2 separate regions of the Homo sapiens genome follow, and region 2 is linked to region 1. Evidence: read pairs that join two places in POLR2A ChIA-PET (ENCODE). Cell type or tissue: K562. All regions are shown on one strand. Links, peaks and the distances in the headings refer to the core of each region. The heading gives the core; the rest is flanking DNA.

Region 1 (16,580 bases), core at 4,898-9,897:
CTCCTGCCTCAGCCTCACGAGTAGCTAGGATTACAGGCACCCACCACCATGCCCAGCTAATTTTTGTACTTTTAGTAGAGACAGGGTTTTGCCATGTTGCCCAGGCTGTTGTTGAACTCCTGACCTCAGGTGATCCACCCGCCTCGGCCTCCCAAAGTGCTGGGATTACAGGCATGAGCCGCCATGCCTGGCCATTGCCCTCCTTCTTATAAGGACCTTGGTCATGACATTGGGCCCACCTGGATCACGCGGGATCATCTTCTCGCCTCAAGATCTTTGACTTAATCACATCTGCAAAGTCCACACTTGCGCATCTGCCATGTAAGCTAACCACAGTAGCAAGATGGACCCAGCCTCTGGAAATAAGGATGGGGACATCTTTGGGGGTCATTCCTCTGCCCATCGCAGCCTGGGTACTATCCCATGAGACTGGATTCCTGCAGCAGCCCCTGACCCCTGCCAGCCCTCCTGGCTTCCACTGCTGAGCCCACCTTCCCATTCGTCACCCAGTTTTCAGAGTTGCCTTTCTGGAAAATAAATGTGATCAATTTCTGGCTTAAATTCCTTCGACGGCTTCCCCTTGGCCACAGAATCAAGTTCTAGCTCTTTAGCACGTGCCTGAGCACAGGGTTCAAGCCCTTGCTTGATTTTTTGCTACGTCTGTGACCCTGAAGAAGTGATTTAAACCCCTCAAGTCTCAGTTTCTCTAGTAGGCGCTCTGAGGCCAGAGGCCCCTTCAGGACTGAAGGCCTCAGCCCCTCAGCTACTGGGAGTGCTGCTGGCAGCCGCGGGCGCTCGGCCACCAGCCTGCTTCAGAAAATCCCTTGACTGGCATTGTGGATTGACATGTGTCCCCCAAGAAAAATATGCTGATTTCTGACCCCCAGAACCAAAGAATGTGACCCTGTTGGGACATAGATTTGTTGCAGATGTAATTTGTTAAATTAAGATGTGGTCGTACTGGAGCGGGGTGGTGTCCTCATAAGAAGCTAGTGTGTGAAGCCAGACACTTGGGGGAAATGCTGCGTGTAGGCGGATGTGGAGATCTGAGGGATGTGTCCACGAGCCCAGGAACACCAAGGGTGGCTGGCTGTCCCCAGAGCCAGAAGAAGGTCCTTCCTCAGAGCCCACAGAGGGAACCAACCCTGCAGATGCCTTGATTTCCTATGTCTGGACTCCAGAGTGATGAAAGAATACATTTCTGTTGTTTAAAGCCATTTGTTCTGTGATACCTGGTTATGACAGTCCCAGGAAGGAAACGTGGGAAGAGGCTCATAAATTTCATGCCACCCTCTCCAAAAGTGGCCTGTATCCCATGACTGGCCAGTGTGGGGAGGTAGGTGGCTGGGTGTAAGGCCCAGCCCCCTCGCCCAACCCCAGGGCACCCCAGAAGGCTCTTCCAGCTTCAGAACCCACCAGGAGGTTGGCTGAGGCTCTCCTTGAGACTATGTCCCAGCCAACTTCTTCCCTGGGCTCCTACTCCCTTTCCACGGATGTGGCCCCAAGAGCATAACCTGATAAACCTCCTGCCTGCAGATCTCGAACCCAATCTGGAAATACTCTTTCCAGGGAATAGACGAAAGCTGCCCCGTCTCCATTTCTTCATTTGCAAAAAGGAACTAATGAAGGAGGCTGCATTACAGAGCTGTCCGTCCACTGTGAGGGTCAACAGGACCATGTATAAGACACCACAAGATCAATTGCTCTGTGTTCCACAGCTGGTCTGTTAGCACAGGGCGTGGGGCAAAGCTCCGGTAATTCTTGGCTTACTGGTCTCCTTCCCCCTACAGCATGAACCCCTTAAGGTCAGCAACTATGTCTTCTTTTATTCATTCAATTCACTCATTCATTCCATTTCACCTCCTCCCATTCATTCATCCCATTCATTCACTATATCTCGTGATTCATGCAGTTCTGTGGTATTTATTCACTCTAGGCCATGCCTCTGATTTTATCATTCTATTCATTTATGACAGTCCGTTTCACTCCATTTTATCCACCTCATTCCTTTTCATTTCCTTCATTCTCTGTATTCTGCTTATTCAGGTATTTATTCCACTCTACTTTGTTATTGAATGAAAGCCACATATTCCATTCTATGTGCCCACGGTGTGCCAGGCACCGGGGCTTAGTTCTAGACTGTTGTGAGGTTGCATCCACTGGCTTTTAGGGCAGAAGGTAGCACCTGGTTTACCTGCTCAAGTGTGTGTGTATGTGTGTGTGTGTGCATGGGTGTGTTGGGCACATGCATGTTGCTTTCCCAGGACAGGGAGGGGCTGTGCAGGCCCATGCTCACTGTTTCTTGGTTTCTTCTGCTTTAGGGAAAGCTGTGTGTTGCTGAGGCCGCAACTTGGGTATGAACCTAGGTCAAGATACCTAGTACCCACAGGGGTCAGATTCTAGTCCTTGGCCTCTCTGAAGCTAAATAAATGTGATTAATTGAACTGACTCAAAACAAATGGTTTTGCAAAATCTTGGAAAACAGTTCCATTCCTTTTGGTAGGTCAAATACTTCTCCTGTAATCCCATTTCAATGCTAGAGAGTTACTTTATCATGTTATATATGTGAGCTGTCATTTATAGAAAAATGGGAGAGCAGACGCAAGTAAAAAAGGGAGGATTCCTGATGTCACCCCCTAGAAATAACCAAATGCTAATGTATTAATGTGTATTTCTTCACATTTTCCAATGGACGTATATACATTAAAATATGTGTTTTTTGCTGGTGGCTCATGCCTGTAATCCCAACACTTTGGGAGGCTGAGGCGGGGGGATCACCTGAGGTCAGAAGTTAGAGACCAGCCTGGCTAACATGGTGAAACCCCGTCTCTGCTAAAAATACAAAAAATTAGCCGGGCGTGGTGGTGTGCGCCTGTAATCCCAGCTACTCGGGAGGCTGAGGCAGGAGAATCCCTTGAACCCGGGAGGCGGAGGTTGCTGTGAGCCGAGATTGCGCCATTGCACTCCAGCTTGGGCAACAAGAGCGAAACTCCATCCCCCCCAAAACAAAACAAACAAACAAACAAAAACATGTTTTTTGCAAAAACTGAAATATATAATACATTATGTTGTATAATTCATTTTTATCACTTAGCAATACATTACGAGCATTTTTCCAAGTCAATAATTATGTACCATTTCAATAGGGGCATAGAATTCCATTGCCTAAATCTATATAATTCCATAACCAATTCCTTAAGATTGAACATTTGCCCCCCCCCACCCCCACCCCCATGTTTTATGATCATAAGCTACATCCCCGATGGGCATCTGTGAATGTCATCTTCTTCTGTAGTTGTCTTTATTGTTATTTCGCTTAGCCAGTTAGGTGGAGATGACAGATTAAACTCAAACCAGCTCTGTTCAAATCATGACAAATTTCATTTTATAAAGGGAGGAGATTAACCAGGCCAGTTAGCTTGGAACTAGGCAATGTTATATACTCTGTAGTTTAAATAACTCACTTCTTCCCTTAGTAGCATCTGGATGCTTCCAGCAGGGGGCGCTGTGAGCCAGAGCCTCGTCAGGCGCGGACGCTCTCAGATGCCTAATTCCGTGGTGGGTTGCAGTCCCCTACCTGGGGCCCTAGCTGTCTCACTGTCTGTTGGCAACTCCAGTTCTTTCTTTATTTCCTTATTATTATTATTTTTGAGACAGAGTCTGGCTCTGTCGCCCAGGCTAAAGTGCCATGGTGTAATCTCACCTCACTGCAGCCTCAACCTCCTGGGCTCAAGCAATCCTCCCACCTCAGCCTCCTGAGTAGCCGCAATTACAGGCATGTGCCACCATGCCCCGCTAATTTTTTAAATTTACAGTAGAGATGGGGTTTCCCTATGTTGCCAGGCTGGTCTTGAACTCCTGGGCTCAAGCGATCTGCCTGCCTTGGCCTCCCAAAGTGCTGGGATTATAGGCATGAACCACCGCGCCTGGCTTCTTTCTTTCTTTTCGCTTTCTCTCTCTCTCTTCTCTTTTTCTTTCTATTAATTCAATTATGCTCACTTACATCTACCCTGGACCAGTTCTCTCAGATTCTGCTAAATACACTTATCAAGGTAGCAAAAGCTAGAGTACTATTGTGGCAATTATCCTAATACCTTTTAAAAGTTTCACCATTTTAAAGTTTTTAGCATTTAAGATTTTCCTTTGAAACCTCCTTTCATTTAGGGAGTACAGTGTTAGCCAAACTAATGATATACAGGTGGCTGTCCTGTGGCCATGAGAGGTGTGGATATACCAAACAGAAACATGTCCACTGTTCGGGAAAGATGTTGGTTCTGGTAATGCCTCTTAGTATTGGGCTCTGTTAATTTTATAGATCTTAATTCTTTTCTGCTCCCCTGACTTAGAGACATGATTTGCTTAAAATGCAGGTAACAAACATCAGAGTCGATAGGAGCTTGCCTTGTGGGAAGGACTGATGTGATTTGTGGATGGAGATGATAGTGATGAATTTCCTAGTTTTCACTGGGCTGTTTTTCTTTTCACGGGTAGTCATTTTTGATTTGCGCAGCGCTCCTGTGCGGCAGGCGTGGTTATTATCCCATTTGATGGGGAGGGAACTGAGGCTCCGAGAACTCACACACTTGCCTCAAGGTTCATTTCTGGGAAGCAGCAGGGCTGTGGCTTGAACACAGGGCCGTGCACCTCAGGGTCTTTGCACCTGCCATGCCCCCTGCCTGGATATGCCTTTACTTCTCTCTGCAAGAGAATTCCTTTCCATCCTTCCAGTCTTGACTAGGACGTCAGCTGCTCTGGGAGGGCCTCTCTGGCCTCCACCCTACGCAAGCCGTTCTCATCGCTCGCCACTCTGTTTCATTTTCTTCATAGCACTCACCACTGTGCGGGATTATCTTGTTCATTCATTTCTTTCTTGTTTACCGTGTGACATCCCCACCCCCCAGCAGAATGCAAACTAGTGCATTCTAGTGCATCCCTAGTGCAAGGGAGCAGCGACCTTGTCTCTGACCTCTCTGAGTCTCAGTACCCAGCACATGGCAGATGCCCAGTAACTATTTACTTAATAAATGAATGGAAAATTTCCGCCATCACTTTTGAATCTATCAGCTTTTGATCCAGTTGGGATGGAAAGGAAGAAGAAAGGCAGAGAGGAAATAAAGATGGTAACCTTTTTGATGCGGGAGGGCATGTATTTTGCAGTGAATACACGTGCTGGTCCTGAGTCTGCTGTCGCTTCTTCCCTTCCCCCACTCCTGCTCTGCAGGACATCACAAGGGACTGCCTCTTGCAAGCAGCGTGTCCCTGGCTCTCCTTCTGTCACTAGGCTCAGCCAATAGGCAGCATTGTGGGGAGTCTGAAGGGGAGGAAGAGGGAAGCCAGGGCATTTCTCCCCATCTCTCTGGACAGGTCTCTCCTTGGACGGGGTTTCTACCAGTGGCCATGCACCCTCCGTGGCCCCAGCTTTACTGGGCAGGCTACTGTGATTCCAGCTTCCTCCTGCAGCCCTAGATCCTGGGTGGTAGAAATGCCCCCTCCTCTGTTTGTTGCTCGCCCTGCAGATGGGGCAGTGCTTCTTGCCATTCATCTCTGGGTTGCCTGGTCATCTCTTATGTGGTTTCTTGGCCCTTCTGTTCCTTGTATAGCCAATTCTCTGCATTAATCTCCTCTGTTTTCAATATCCAAGATTGTTTCCATTTTCCCACTGATTAATAAAAAACCTGTGCCTTTGTTATTAGAAAAATGAAAATATAGGCCAGATGCAGTGGCTCATACCCATAATCCCAGCACTTTGGGAGGCCAAGGGGGGCAGATCACCTGAGGTCAGGAGTTCAAGGCCAGCCTGGCCAACACAGTGAAACCCTGTCTCTCCTAAAAGTACAAAAATTAGCCAGGCATGGTGGTGGGAGCCTGTAGTCCCAGCTACTCAGAAGGCTGAGGCAGGAGAATCGCTTGAACGTGGGAGGCGGAGGTTGCAGTGGGCTGAGATTGTGCCACTGCACTCTAAGCTGGGTGACAGAGCAAGACTCCATCTCAAAAATAAATAGATAAAATAAAAAATAAGCGTTAGAGAAACCATGGGAGGCCTGTTCTTGAGGAAAGGGAAAGGCTGAGCAGGCGCGTGGGCCTGAGCGGGGGCTGTTGCCTTTCCCACAGGCCTGCTGTGTGTGAGCCCCACATGCCCGGCCAGGCAGCGGCTGGGAGCTTGAGTTCTGGATTTATGCGCCCATCACGCTGTGATTTATTATAGGACAGCTTGTTTTTGCAAGCGATAGATTTATTTGCACCAGGCGCTGCATAATAAGGATCAAGGACTCTTTCTTTCTCTCTTTTTAAACTCCTGCCATGCTAACGTGTTCCCCAAGGTCCCTGCCAGGATGGTCATCGGAGAGCTCAGTGTGCTCTACTGTCCCATGGATCACTCCAAGCTGTCACTGACCTCCAGGAAGGAAGAACGAAGGGTTCCATGCGGCGTCTCCATGCAGGTCGTGACAGTGGGGCCCGTGGTTGAATGGCATCCAGTTGAGTTCCTGATCTCTCTTGGGTGGGCTCCTGGCTCTGGATGGCTGCGGATCATCAGGCAGGTCAGTGTCCTGAGCTCTTAGGTAACAAGGGATATTCCCAGGAAAAGGTGGCTCAGCTCAAGCTGAGGCTTCCCTTCCCTGCCAGGGCAGCTCTGTCACTGTTCTCCGGAAAGCAGGTTGGCCAGGTGCATAAGTGGAACTGGGTTCACATCCCAGTCCCACCAGGTGGAATCGGGCAGTGTCTTCACCTCTCAGCCTTGGTTTCCTCTTCTGTTAAGTGGGGTCACAATAGTAATCGGCACCTCAAAGGGCTGGTAAGAGGACTAAGGAGAGACCTACACACAGGGTAGGGCACACAGTAGTTGCTCATGAAATATGAGTCACTCCACTCCCTTTTCCCTTCTGCTTTCACAGCTGCTCATCAGTCTGGCTGGATGAGAACGTGATGTGTATCAGTCAGGATGTAGTTGGTGGTCAGCAAAAGCTCAACTCAACTAGCTTAACCCTAAAGAAGATTAGTTTGTCCCATGTAACAAGAAGTCCAGAGGTAGGCTGGCTCCGAGATTGACTAAATTCAACAGCTCAGCGATATCACCAGGGACTCAGGATCGTCCCCCACCCCGCCCGTCCCCCCACTGCCAAACGCCATCATGTCAGTGTTGGCCTCACCCTCTGATTGGCCTTCCTCACAGTCACAGAGTGGCTGTTGCAGATCTGGGCATCGTATCCCTGCTGGGTAAAGTCCAGACGTGCACCTGAACCATCACTTTCCTGCATCTCTGAGGTATGAGGACCACTTTCCCAGAAGCCCCTAACCTGACTTCCCTCCCACCTCATTGGTCCAAATCAGATGACAGACTGATGCCTGAACCAATCACCAATAAAAGGGGGAAGGAATACCTGGTTGGCTCTTGGGCAATCAGCCACCATCACCACTAAGGAGGGGCTTGCTTTGAAACTCTGCTGTCACTGCCCTTCAATTTCTCCTCTCATCTCTGGATCCAGCAAGAGCCGTTCTGCCCCTCAAGACCCTCATGAGTTTAGAGTCCAGCAGGGATTAGAGCCAGGGGCAGGTGTCATGGAAATTCCTTCCACCATGGCCTCCACTTACTTGACTGGCCGGCTTCCTCTCTTCTGTGGGTTTAGAAGTCACCCGCTGGACACCGCTCCTTCCCGCCCAGTCTTAAGGGGGTTGTCCAATTCCCTAACGTGCCTAAAGTCACTTTCCCAGGCTTTCTTAGGCTTTTGTGTCCTTACAGCATCGGTCTTCATGATCTTTGCCTTCTGACTGATGGCCCCCTTCATGACGGAGGGAACCCGCTGACATTTTGCCCAGGTCCCCTCGCCTACCAGGACCCCTACCCGTCATCACCAGGGCCCGCCATGGGGCATCCCCAGAAACACAGGTGGAGCTGGTGTGTAGGAAGGTGGGAAGCAGTTACTTTCCTGGAAAGTTGGTGTACTCTGGGAAGAGCTTGTGAAATTGCAAGCTCACCTCCTGGGAGACGCATCAGCAGAGGGGGATGGCCTGACGTCCAGCTTTTCTAGACTTACAGTTGGTTATTTGTTAATGACATTCCTGGCAAGTGACAGCTTTGAATGGTTCTGCCTGGATCAGCTTTTATGAAGCCAACACCAACATCTTCCTGGATCGTCTGACTTTGACCTGCCGCAGAGGACCCTGAGCCCCCACCCAGCCCACCACAGCGGGGTGGGGGGATGAGCGATGGACTGACAAAGCAATGACATTGGGGGGCTGGAGCTCACTTTTCTTGCCCTGACCTGGGGTGTGGGGTGTGGGGCGTGGAGTCCTCAAATCGGTTTCTTCTAGCAGGTCCTTTTTTTTTTCTACCTTATTTTTTCATGGAAGTAAAACTCAAAAAGTTAATCAGTGTAGGTTGGGCGCCGTGGCTCCCACCTGTAATCCCAGCACTTTGGTAAGCCAAGGCGGGCGGATCACTTGAGGCCAGGAGTTTGAGACCAGCCTGGCCAACATGACAAAACCCCATCTCTACTAAAAATACAAAAAATAGCCGGGTGTGGTGCATGTGCCTGTAATCCCAGCTACTATACTCGGGAGGCTGAGGCAGGAGAATCGCTTGCAACCGGGAGGCAGAGGCTGCAGTAAGCCAAGATCACAGGTCTGCACTCCAGCCTTGGTGAGACAGAGCGAGACTCCATCTCCAAAAAAAAAAAAAAAAAAAAGTTCACAGTTGGAAAGTGTAAAATTCAATGGCATTTAGTACATTTGCAACGTTGTGCTGCTGCAGATGTGGGGGCCAGGCCAGCCAGGTCTGGGAAGTGTGACGTCAGGAAGTGGATGACCCTCAGGTTGCTGACTGTCTGAGGAAGGCCCTGCAGAGTCAGGGCAGAAGCACTGGGTTGGGAGGGCAGGAGCACCCATGGATGCCTTCGGTGAACATTCTCTGAGCTCCTACTGTGTGTGCGAGGTGCACAGTAGATGAGAAAGAAAACAAAAAAGACTCAGTCCCTGTACTTAGGGTGCCCACCATCCCGTGGGAGAGTCAGGCATTGACAGAAATGTCGCTTCCACCGGGCACGGTGGCTCACGCCTGTAATCCCAGCACTTTGGGAGGCCGAGGCGGGCGGATCACGAGGTCAGGAGATCGAGACCATCCTGGGTAACATGGTGAAACCCCATCTCTACTAAAAATACAAAAAAAAATTAGCCAGGCGCAGTGGCGGGTGCCTGTAGTCCCAGCTACTCGGGAGGCTGAGGCAGGAGAATGGCGTGAACCTGGGAGGCGGAGCTTGCAACGAGCCTAGATAGCGCCATTGCACTCCAGCCTGGGCGACAGAGCGAGACTCTGCCTCAAAAAAAAAAAGGAAAGAAATGTCACTTCCAACTTCAGGGTTGCATAGGTGCTGTCAAGCAGAGGGACAAGGGCTATGAAAGTCTTCTCTAGGGGAACTGAGCTGGCCTGGAGATCAGGGAACATTTCCAGGAGAAAGGGACCGACTGTCTTGCTAAGGGTTGAGATATGAGGAAGTTTTAACAATTTTTTCAGCAAAGAAAACAGGGAAGAATGCCCTGGGGAGCGAGAACAGCGTATGCAAAGGCTCTGGGGTGAAGAGTGCGTGGTGAACAGGCACATGGAGAGGGTCAGTGTGCTGGGCCGAGGAGGAGCGAGAGGGAGCGCCGAGCGGGTGAGGGCAGGTGGGGGAGAGGCCAGATTTGTTGGGCCTCCTGGCCCTGGCTGCTGAGTAGTATCATGGGGGAGCTTTGGAACTAACTGGTTAGGATGTAATTGAGTCGGGTTCTGATTTACTTGGTCTGGGGTGAACCCGGATGTGGGTGGTGTTGAACCGCACCTGGTGCAGGTGATGTCAGCATGCAGCCAGGCTGAGAAAGGCTGGGTCTTTCAAGTCCTTTGTCCTGAAAGGGCAGGGGCAAGGTTTTCAGCTTGGGAGGTGGGAGAGCGGGAGCGGGTCTCACAATCGTATTTGCTTTTGGAGGAAAAATGAAAACAAATGAGCCACAAGCCCTATTTTGGGGGTCGTCCAGGTCCTGAGCTTACAATCGAGAGAAGAGCAGCAGAGGCCCAGCCCCTGCAGCTGGAGTGGGGCTGCGTCTGCTGAGGGTCTGGGCTCGGTTTGGTGCGGGGAAGGGCGGCAAGGCCAGCCTAGCTTTTGGACTCACGCACTCCTGGTTTCCCGACTTCCTGCTGCTTGAAAGACGGCCTTTTTTTCCTGCAGCAATCCCACATGGCAGAATGAAGCATGGGAGGCCACGCTGACCAGAGCCCAGGGGTCAGTTTCTGGGTGGTCTGGCCCTGGATGGGTTGCCCTGTGGGGGCGGGAGAAGGAGAAGAGCAGGCTTTTTGGAGTGCGAGAAAGCGGCCGGGAGTCCCCTGACTGGGAGAACAGTCCACTGTGTGGGAAGGGGGAGAGGACCATAAGTGAAGGTCGGTAACAGGGCAGCAGGGATGAAGTGGGGTCAAGGTCTGACTCTCTAAGAGGGCAGCCCCAGGGAGCATCTGTTTCCATTCACAGCCGGGAACAGGGCTGGGCGGGGCCAGCCTAAAGGCCGATTGTGCAATGGGAGGGGCCTTTCCCATATCCCTGCTCCCTGCTCTTTGCGAAGGCTACAGTGAGGAGGGAACCACCGTGAACTAGGCACCTCCCAAGTGCTGAGGGCCTTTAGGCTGATCTATACTGTCTCATTTAATTGTCCTGACTTCCTGGCTCAGAGAGTGGGAAGGCTGGCCTCAGGTCACACAGCGCAGTGTTTGGGCCCAGGGCTGATTCCTCCCATAGACATAGCAGGCACAGTGTCCAGGGTCCGTGAGACTTGGAGGGGCCCAGGAAGGTGTTTTAATTTTTCTTAAAATAGGGGAAGAAAAAGAATATAATCCAGCTTGTATTATTCATCTTTTAAGTCAATGCACCTGTAAAAGATGATTGTGAATGTATTTTTTTCCGTAGAGAAAGGGGCCTGCAAAGGCAGAAGTGCTAGGACTGGTCACGTCATGTGGCTCTGTTTGGATGGTGCCACCCTGCCACTCAGGGCCCAAACCTAGGGTCTGCCTGCCTCATCCTTCCTATCCTCCCCATGGCCATTGGGCTCTAGCCCTTCTCTCGCCTTTGGCTGCATGATCCCTCCAGCTGGGTCAAATCCCTCACTCTGTGCCCGTGCTGCACCTGACCTTCCTGTAAACACATCGTATAAGGGTTTCAAGCACAGGTTCTGAACACCAGTGTCTGGGTTCGAATCCAGCTCTGCCACTGATCAGTTGTGCGCAGATGATGAATTCTTAATCTCTCCGACCCTAATCCCTTGTCTCTAAAGTGGGGATTGCAGGAGAACCTACTTATCAGAGTTTTGATGGATGAATGGTGACTGTTTTAAAACCACTCAATTGTTAATCTAAGACTCAGTTTCCTTATCTGTGAAATGGGGGTGATGATAGCGCTTACCTAGAAGAGTTGTAGTAGGTTAAATGAGTGAATATTCTTATTTTTGTTTTATTTATTTAGTTTTTGAGACAGAGTCTTGCTCTGTTGCCCAGGCTGGAGTGCAGTGGCGCAATCTTGGCTCACTGCAACCCCTGCCTCCTGGGTTTGAGTGATTGTCTTGCCTCAGCCTCCTGAGTAGCTGAGACTACAGGCACATGCCACCACGCCTGGCTAATTTTTGTATTTTTAGTAGATGGGGGGTTTCACCATGTTGGCCAGGCTGATCTCGAACTCCTGGCCACATGTGATCTGCTCCCCTCAGCCTCCTAAAGTGCTGGGATTACAGGCATGAGCCACCATGCCCGGCTACAGTGATTATTTTTAAAGCCCTCAAAACCATGTATGGCACCAAATGGTGCCATCTGAGTGATTATTAAAAATACTGATTAATATCTGGCCCTTCTGTGTGGCAGTAAGCCTTAGAGGGGCTGCGGCTGGGCCTGGTTTTACTCTCCTTGGTGTCCTCAGGCATGACACATAGTAGGTACTCACGTATTTGAATGAATGAATGAGTGTACTCTGCTCCTCCTCCTCATGCCAGTATGTTTCTCTCTGCTGGAAGTCGTTCACACTTTAGTATGAAGTACAAATGAATGCTACCTGTCCCCTTTGCCTGATCTGATCACTATGGAAGAAAGGTTCTATCTCCCTGGGAAAGGAATGTGAGGCCTCAGTGCCCAGGTCGGGGCGTTTTATCGGCGGTAGAGAAGAAGGATGTTTTCCTGGACTCTACACCTATGAGCGTGTCCTCTGCCTCCTTAGAGCAAGGCATTGAAGCACTTGTGCCCTTTATATTTTTAAAGATAACGACCAGGCACGGTGGCTCACACCTGTAATCCCAGCACTTTGAGAGGCCAAGGTGGGCGGATCACCTGAGGTCAGGAGTTCGAGACCAGCCTGACCAACATGGAGAAATCCCGTCTCTAGTAAAAATACAAAATTAGCCAGGCTTGGTGGTACATGCCTGTAATCCCTGTTACTTGGGAGGCTGAGGCAAGAGAATTGCTTGAACCCAGTAGGCGGAGGTTGTGGTGAGCCGAGAGATCATGCCATTGTACTCCAGCCTGGGCAACAGAGCGAGACTCTGTCTCAAAAAAATAAAAATAATAAAATAAAATAAATAACGAAATAAAGATAACATTTTTCCTCTTTTTTCTGAGGGACAGAAGCCTTTGGCGGGCAGCAGAGGTCAAACCCCAGAGCAGAGGAGATGAGAGGCCCGGCCAGTTCCGAGGCCTTCCCAGAGGAAACCTCGCCCACAGATCTGCAGGAAGTTGAACTAATGAGTTGGTGAGTCCCCAAGAGGACTGCCCGCTAAGTTGGGATCAAGTTCAGGCTGCCAGAGCTCAGATAAACTAGAAGGGCCTCTGCCACTTGGGACATACAGTTCTGAGCCTGGCAGGAAGCCGGGAAGGGGTGGTGGCCCTGAAATCATGATGGCACGCAAGCCCTGGGTAGCAACATCAGGCCCCAGCTGGGAGCATCCAGCCCGGCTGTCAGGCTGCGATCCTGACTTGTCACTGATCAAAGGAACGCAGCTGGTTTCCCAGGCGGATTTGTTCTGTGTTTATTTCTCCTCTTGGAACTTTTCTCCTCGCACACAAGACCTGCAGTGCTGCTGTGTTCTCCGAGTAGTTACCTTTCGTGTCTCAAAAACTTCAGAAGGTGGTTTTATAAGTTAATGATTGTGAGAAATTAACTGAGGGGTCACTGCTCGGCATCCTGGGTCCCTGTGGTCTGAATACTGCTGCGGAGTGGATGGCTCAATAGAAGAACATTTATTGAGTGTCTCATGTACCACGCCCTGTGTATATTGAGGAAAGCACTTTGGAGTTCAGTCACTAGCTGGGACTTTGGAAAGAGCCCCTAAATTCTGTGGCCTTCCATCTCTTTATAGAACAGGGATCATTCCTGATGGGGCCATGATGATGACATTGATTCTGTCCATCGGTCCAGGACTTACTGAGGGCTGATGCTGCCCAGTCCCTGTGCGAGGCGCTGGGTTGCAGGCAGTAAGAGACATGGATACTTGACCTTGCAGAGCCTATATCCCACTTGTGGGTATAGGACCTTCCTCTTTTTTTTTTTAATTTTTAATTTTTTTTTAACAGGGTCTGGCTTTGTCGCCCAGGCTGGAGTGCAGTGGGGCAATCTTGGCTCACTGCAACCTCTGCCTCCCAGGTTCAAGCAATTCTCCTGCCTCAGCCTCCCGAGTAACTGGGACTATGGGCTCCCACCACCATGCCCAGCTAATTTTTGTATTTTTCATAGAGATGGGGTTTCCCCATGTTGGCCAGGCCGGTCTTGAATTGCTGACTTCAAGTGATCTGCCCGCCTCAGCCTCCCAAAGTACGACCTTCCTCTTGATGCTGTAACAAATGACCATAAACTTAGCCACATGGATGGAGCTGGAGGCTATTATCTTAAGTGACCTAACAAAGGAACAGAAAACCAAAGACCACATGTTCTCACTTCTAAGTGGGAGCTAAACGTTGACTACAAGTGATCGTAAAGATGAGAATGATAGACACTGGGGACCACTAGATGGGGAAGGGAGGAAAGGGGGCGTGGGCTGAAGAACCAGCCATTGGGTGCTATGCTTAGGGCCTGGGTGACGGGATCATTGGGATCTGAAGCCTCAGCATCATGTAGTTTAGCAGTTGCGAACTCAACAAGTTCACAAGTCTATGATTTTACAGTTCTGTTGATTAGAAGTCCCACCTGAGTCCCACTGGGGAAAACTCTAGGGGTTTGCAGGACTGTGCTCCCTCTGAGGCTCTAGGGGAGAACTTCCTTTGACTTTTCCAGCCTCCAGGGGCTGCCTGCATTCCTTGGCTCATGGTCCCTTCCTCCATCTCCAAAGCCACAGCGTAGCGTGTCAAATCAACTTTCCCTTGACTTCCACCCCCACCCGACTTCCACCATTCATCTCCTCTGACTCTCACTCTCTACCTCCCTCTTACAAGGACCCTTGTGATTATGTTGGTCCCACCCAGATAATCCAGGATACTCTCCCCATCTCAAGATCTTTGCTTTAATCCCTTCTGCAAAGTCCCTTTTGTCAGGTAAGACCACATGCTCGCAGGTCCTGGGGATTAGGATGTGGACATCTTTTAAGGGCCCATGATTCTGTGTACCACAGGGAAAGAGACCATCAGTGGTAAACATAATAAGTACATTTCATAATTTATTAGAAGGTGATGAAACTATGGAAAAAGAAAGCAGGACAAAGGGGGTTGGGAATTTAGGGTGGTGTAAAAGAGGCAGATGGTGATTTTAAAAGCTCAGTTGGGGTAAGCCTCATTGAGAAAGCAAAATTGGAGCACAGACTGGAAGGAATTGAGGGATCAGCTAAGCAGGTATCTGGGGAGAGAGCAACTGGGGGGCTGTGCAAAGGCCCTGGGGTGGGAGCTGTCAAGGAAGAAGCTAGAGCAGAGTGAGCACAACGAAGAAGTGGAGATGGTGATCTCAAGAGCCCAGCACTGTGCCAGGCATATAGTAAATGCTCACTAAAAGAGGTTCCTGTCCATGTCCCAGAGAAAGCTTCGGAGATGGACAACGCTCAGCCCTGTCCTCAAAAATTTATGGTCAAGTGAGGACAGAGGAACATGTACAACCGTCTTCTACATACTACTCATTCAACACTCACGACAACCCTGTGAGACAGGTATGTTACTCCCATTTTACAGATGAGTCAACCAAAGAACAGAGAGGGCAGGTGACTTGCCCATGGTCGCACAGCTGGGAGGTCTCAGAGCAGGTGTCTGTGCCCGAGCAAGCTGGCTGCAGAGTCCGTGTTCTTCTTTTATTAAATTTCAACTTTTATTGTAGATTAAAGGGTATATGTGCAGATTTGTGACACGGGTAAATTACATGCTGCTGAGCCTTGGGGTCCCAGTGATCCCATCACCCATGTGATAAGCATAGCACCCAACGGGTGGTTCTTCAGCCCACGTCCACTTTCCCCCCTCTCCCATCTACTGGTCCCCAGTTTCTGTTGTTCCCATCTTTATGTTCACATGTATTCAATGTTTAGCTCCCGCTTATAAGTGAAAACATGTGGTGTTTGGTTTTCTGTTCCTGCATTGGGCCACGTAGGATAATGGCCTCCGGCTCCATCCATTGGAGCCCTGGCTGCAAAGGGCATGATTTTGCTGTTTTTTATGGCTGCACAGTATTCCATGGTGAACAAGTACCACGTTTTCTTTATCCAGTCCACTGTTGACGAGCACTTAGGTTGATTCCACGTCCTTGCCGTTGTGAACAGCAGTGTGTAGCAAACATTTGAGTGCATGTGTCTTTATGATAGAATGAATTACTGTTCTTTGGGTATATTCCCAGTCGTGGGATTGCTGGGTTGAATGGTAATTCTACTTTAAGTTTTTTGAGAAATCTCCAAACTGCATTCCACAGTGACTGAACTAGTTTGCCTTCTCACTGAGCGTGTAAGTGTTCCCTTTTCCCCACAGCCTCGCCAACATCCACTGTTTTATGACTTTTTGTTTTTTGAGACGGAGTTTTGCTCTTGTTGCCCAGGCTGGAGTGCAATGGTGTGGTTTCGGCTCACTGCAACCTCCGCCTCCCAGATTCAAGCGATTCTACTGCCTCCCAAGTAGCTGGGATTGCAGACACCTGCCATCACACTCAGCTAATTTTTGTATTTTTAGTAGAGACGGGGTTTCATCATTTTGGCCAGGCTAGTCTCGAACTCCTGATCCCATGTGATCTGCCCATCTTGTCCTCTCAAAGTGCTGGGATTACAGGTGTGAGCCACTGCGCCTGGCCTGTTTTATGACTTCTTAATAGCTGTTCTGACTGGTGTGAGATGGTATCTCAGTGTGGTTTTGATCTGCATTTCTCTGATGCAGAGTCTGTGTTCTTAATGTTACTTGACGTTGCCATGTTGACCTCACCCACAGCCATGACTTTGGCCTTGGCCTTGACTTCTATCATGACTAATATATATACATAGAAAAAAAGAAAGGCTACGTTGGTTATCTCTGGATACTGATACTAGATGTATGTATTTTAAAGATTTTGTTTATTCTTTCCTCTGTTTTCCCAGTTCTCTGCTAATAAACATGAATTATGCTATTAGGGGAAAAAAACCATAATATAATAACT
Region 2 (5,220 bases), core at 1-5,000, 94 kb after region 1:
CCTCTCAAAAAAAAAAAAAAAAGTCAAATTTATAATAAAATTATAAAGTACAAATAGAACAGCCTTATTTTGATATATTGGTGATGTCTATTAAAACTCAATCAGGCTGGGCATGGTGGCTTACGCCTGTAATCCCAGCACTTTGGAAAGCCGAGGCAGGCGGATCACCTGAGGTTACGAGTTCGAGACCAGCCTGGCCAACATGGCAAAACCCCATCTCTACTAAAAATACAAAAATTAGCTGGGTGTGGTGGTGGGTGCCTGTAACCCCGGCTACTCAGAAGGCTGAGGCAGAAGAAACGCTTGAATGCAGGAGGTGGAAGTTGCAGTGAGCCAAGATTGCGCCACTACACTCCAGCCTGGGTGACAGAGCGAGACTCCATCTCAAAACAACAACAACAAAAAAAGAGACTGGAAACCAAAGCCTTTTTTGAATCTCATTTTGAAATGAGGTCTCATAACTTCTGCCATATTCTATTCGTTTGATGCAAGTCTAGGTCCAGTCTACACTCAAAGGGAAGGGGTTACACAGGCCATGGGTACTGGGAGGGAGTGATGGCTGGGGACTGCCTTAAAGGCTGCCCATTGGAATAGTAGAAAGAAATATTTCCTTCAATGACGTCATTCACGTTAAAAAAAATCCTAGAACCACATCTGACATGTCATCTGCTCACTACTTATCTAGTTTTGTTAGTGTTTTCATTCATCGTAAGTTCTGTTCTTTAAACTCTTTTGAACTTTTGATTTTGAAAATACTGATGCTAAGAATGTCTGCTAATGTGTGTATGTACAAAATGACATTTACATTTGTCAGGACTTTGTTTGCTAGTTTAGGATAATCAGACTCAAACTCAAGTCCAACTGCCAGCAAGCAGCCTACGAATGCCAATTTTAAGGCTGTCATCTGATAACCGTAGAACTGGCTCGTTCACTTGAAGATAATGTTAGTGTTGGGCGTTGTTGAAAGAATATTTCTTCATTTGGTATCTATTTGTATGTACTACTACACTTAGTGCTCATTGACGGTGCCAGCTGCTACGTACAAAGACTGGATTCATGTAAGGCACCTGCTTGTGACGTGACTACACTTCTCAATATTTAGGTATCTTAGGCTTTTCTCACCGAATCCACAATTGTGCGCTGTGTGATGACTCAATTCTTCTGCTAACCTTTCTCTCTGAGCCATTGAAGCTTTCAGTGTGTGTCAGCCTTCACTGGGATGCTACAGTGTGTGCTGTGATGGTTGTCATGGATGCAAATATGCACACTGGTGTTATGTCACAGTCCTGAGTTGTAAGTTGCCCCCCACCCCGAAAGGTCTGTGTTGATCAGACAGTCATTGAAACACATTCAAGGTTAATAAGTTCTCAGAAAACTTGAAGGCTCCTGAGAATACGTCTGAAGATGGCATCCCGGAAACCCTGCCCCCAATCCAAATGTCACAAGCTTTTTTTTAATAAGGGTAAAGAATCCCAGAGTCCCAACTAGAAGGAACTTCCAGTGTGTTAAATGGTTGCTGCTTGGTGGCCATCATATTAGGGGTGGGACTGGGAGCTGATGGGGGGTCCTTTGGTTTTCATTTGTGTGCACACAAATTGTTTGTAGATTTGGTATTTCTCCTAAAGCAGAGGCCATCTGGATGAGAACACAGGCAGCTGCTATATCTTCAAGGGTTGACATTCAGCTGCTATTTCTCTTTCGGGGACAAAGAAATACAGTTATGAAAGACCCGAGAGTTTGGGTTTTATTGCCACCCCACCTAATAATCTATCAAAAAGGAGAGAAAGGGAATTAGCAGAAAGCTTATTCAGGGACTTCAAAAATCATATAGAGTATTTAGATGAACCTGTCCAAGTCAGATGTTGAGAAGGATGGTATTCGGATGGTTGTTTGAGGGTTAATATAGACACCTGGTAAGAAGGACTTGTCTCATATCAGATACAATGAAAACAAATACTTTAAAACATGAAATGAGATATTCAAAATATTAAAAAATGGCCATGAGTAGAGGTTTGTTTACAGATATTCTGGGATATCTAGATAGCAGAATTCTCACAGACACTGAAACAGATGCTGTAGAAGCATATGTAATGACACAGTGGACGGCTATGATTCTAATGTTTTTAACATGAAAAACGTCAAACACGGCCCGGCGCAGTGGGTCACGCCTGTAATCCCAGCACTTTGGGAGTCCCAGGTGCGTGGATCACTTGAGGTCAGGAGTTCGAGACCAGCCTGACCAACGTGGTGAAACCTCGTCTCTACTAAAAATACAAAATTGGCCGGGTGTGGTGGCATGTGCCTGTAATCCCATCTACTTGGGAGGCTGAGGCAGAAGAATCACTTGAATCGGGGAGGCACATGTTGCAGTGAGCCAAGATCATGTCCCTGCACTTCAGCCTGGGTGACAGAGCAAGACTCTGTCTCAAAAAAAAAAAAAAAAGAAAGAAAGAAAAATGTCAAACATACAGAAAAACAGAAGGACTAGACAGCTGTCTGCTCACCCACGTGGATTCCACGATTCTTTTGCCATCTTTGCCCCTCATGATGTATCATTCAGTGGAAACAGGTGGTCGTAATTTCTTTTGGAAAAAAACATACTTTTACAATGTGCAGAGAATACAATCTGGAGAAAGATCATTTTGAGCAGTATTTTTATCTTGGGATGACAAATTTTCTTCTTTGTAATCTTGTGCATTTTCCAAATTTCCAGCCACAAATATGGTTTAATTTTGTAGACAGAAAAAAAGGAGATGTGAAAAATAAAGAGGAAGTCTGAACAAAAGAAGGGGAGAGAAAGGATTGTGGGTTTTTAGGTCTGTGTTGCCTTTCTGGGCTCGGTGGGGGTAGCTGGGTGGGTGTAGCTGGGTGGGAGTGGTACTGTAAACAGCATTATTAGGCAAGAATCCAGATCCCCAGGGGTGGCGGTGTATGAGCGGTGCCAGCCCAGAGCTTTGGGCGCCAGTGGGAGAAAGAGGTGGATGGGACAGGGGTCTGTACGTGACCATTTGGGGGCTCCTGCGACCCCTTGCGGCTTCCCAACACAGAGATAAGTAGTTTGGGTCAGCACATTTGAAACTTCCACAGGGGAGTTTGGAATGACCAAGGGCAGGGAGGAAAGGTCTCTGGTTCAAGGAAGGCAGGTGAGGCGATGAGGTTGCCATGAGGGCAGGACTGGCTACAGAATTCGTGGGGCAGACTGCCAATAGCAGGAAGACACTTGCTTCTGTCTTCTGTGATCTCTCCCTCGAGTGTCCTGGTGAGTTCCACTTGATATAGATTATTGGTCTCCACCACACAAGGGATTACTACTGGGTGAGTGTAGACCAAGTGTGTTCAACCTGCAGCCCAAGATAGCTTTGAATGCAGCCCAACACAAATTTGTCAACTTTCTTAACACATTATGAGATTTTTTTTGGCAATTTTTTTTTTTTTTTAGCTCATCAGCTATCATTGGTATTAGTGTATTTTATGTGTGGCCCAAGACAATTCTTCTTCCAATGTGGCCCAGGGAAGCCAAAAGATTGGACACCCCTTGTGTAGACCCTGCCAGGTATCCCCCATCGGGGAGGACAGTCATGGCCGCTGGGTGGAGGAGGGGAGATGCCAAGCCCCGGGCACACATCATCCCATGGGGCTAAATTTCCACATACACATTCAGATCCAATGATTACGCATTCCAAGATGGCAGCTGTGGAGCATGAAGCCTCAAGGCCAACACCTGTCCTGCACGGGGATCTCTGTGCAATTGCACTGGCCTCATGCCAGTGAGGCTGGCCCTGCTGAAGGGTTCTTGTCGGAGAGGAAACATCCAATCGATACCTCCCCTGTGGACTGTCAGTGATTCTTCTGAATTGTCATGGGGTTAATCTGGATCTGTGGACGCTTCAGAGGCTAATAATCCCAGTACCTCTGGTCTCTAAGGCATCTCACATGATGGTGATAAGAACATGGGAAATTTAGTAGTGGAAGTCGTGTGCTAAGACTGAGTGAGTAGTGGAAGCCGTGTGCTAAGTCTCAGCGAGTAGTGGAAGCCGTGTGCTAAGTCTTAGTAGTGGAAGCCGTGTGCTAAGTCTTAGTAGTGGAAGTTGTGTGCTAAGTCCTAGTAGTAGTGGAAGTCATGTGCTAAGTCTTAGCAAGTAGTGGAAATCATATGGTAAGCGGGAGCTGGTGGGAGCTTTCAATCCAATCACCTGTCTTCCCTCTCCCTGCCTGGAAGGTGGAGTGGGCCGGACAGGCATCTTTGTTGTCAATGAATATGAATCCCAAAGGTGTCCAGCCAGCTGCCCTTGCTGGAGACTCCACTTCCTCACAGCTCATTTATTGTCTCAGTTCTGGAGGCCAGAACTCCAAGAGCAAAGTGCCAGCAGGGTTGGTTCCTCCGGAGGCCTCTCTGCTTGGTTTGCACATGGCTGCCTTCCCTGTGTCTTCATACGGTTGTCCTCTGTGCATGGCTGTGTCCTAATCTCCTCCTTTTACTTGGACACCAGTCGTATTGGATTAAGGCCCCACCAATGACATCATTTAGCTGTAATGACCTCTTTAAAGGCCCCAGCTTTAAATATAGTCACTTTCTGAGGATATGGGGTGTGGGGTTTAGGGCTTTAGCCTGGGAATGGTGGGGGGGTTGGACAACTCAGTCCAACACCATGTTCTGTGTAGAAATTGACTTGAAAGGTATTTTTTTCTTTGAGGAGCTGTGGGCCACCAGGAGAAAATTTGTAATTGTGTCTTGAGGCTGCAGCCCCTCTGGAAATGTTTATCACCTCTGCCGTCTGCCCCAAGTCCTCAGGAGAAGCGGGCATGGTGCCCCACTAGCTGGGCCATATTCCTATGACCTTCCCTAAGACCTCCCTGTGGCCTATTGGAGAGAAGAGAGCTCAGCAGAGGATGTGTTGTTTGGCCCACCTTGAAACTCAAGTGCAAACAGAGACAGGGAAGAGAGGGGCCCAAGATCTGCGATTCCAGAGACCCAGAGGGAAGAGATGACAGGCAGGCACTGCACCTCACTTTCCTAAGCCAAACCAAGGACGCCAACTCCCAGGCTAACTAGAACTGCTTATTTCACCCCCATGCACTTCTCAGGACGCTCCCTGTCTTTGCCTCTCCAGCTGGACCGAATCTGGGGGCTCTGGGCGTAGGGGAAGGAGTGTTGGTCTGAGTGGCCACTCTTAACCAGGAGCCATTGGTGTAGGGCAGACAGGGCCCCTCCGTCGCCGG

Evidence for each region. ChIA-PET counts read pairs that join two places held together with the same protein. Peaks named below come from ENCODE experiments on the same cell type or tissue, not always from the same donor. Only the 100,000 strongest peaks of a DNase experiment are listed, where the experiment ranks them.
Region 2: POLR2A ChIA-PET joins it to region 1 with 5 read pairs; 2 of 35 experiments call an interaction of 5 or more read pairs at or near these places.

Annotation. Positions count from the first base shown.
Region 1 is chr16:84,273,924-84,290,503 of GRCh38, forward strand. It overlaps LOC124903734, which reads left to right and starts at 12,628. Exons shown (of 6, transcript XM_047435022.1): 1 at 12,628-12,746; 2 at 14,994-15,123. In K562, for the core only: no CTCF peak of the experiment used is centred there; a DNase peak (open chromatin) is centred at 7,378; H3K27me3 peaks cover 4,713 bases.
Region 2 is chr16:84,373,114-84,378,333 of GRCh38, forward strand. All of the region lies in intron 1 of ATP2C2 (ATPase secretory pathway Ca2+ transporting 2), which reads left to right. Among named protein-coding and RNA genes, the nearest start is that of ATP2C2, 7.2 kb to the left of the region's middle. In K562, for the core only: no CTCF peak of the experiment used is centred there; no DNase peak of the experiment used is centred there; H3K27me3 peaks cover 2,450 bases.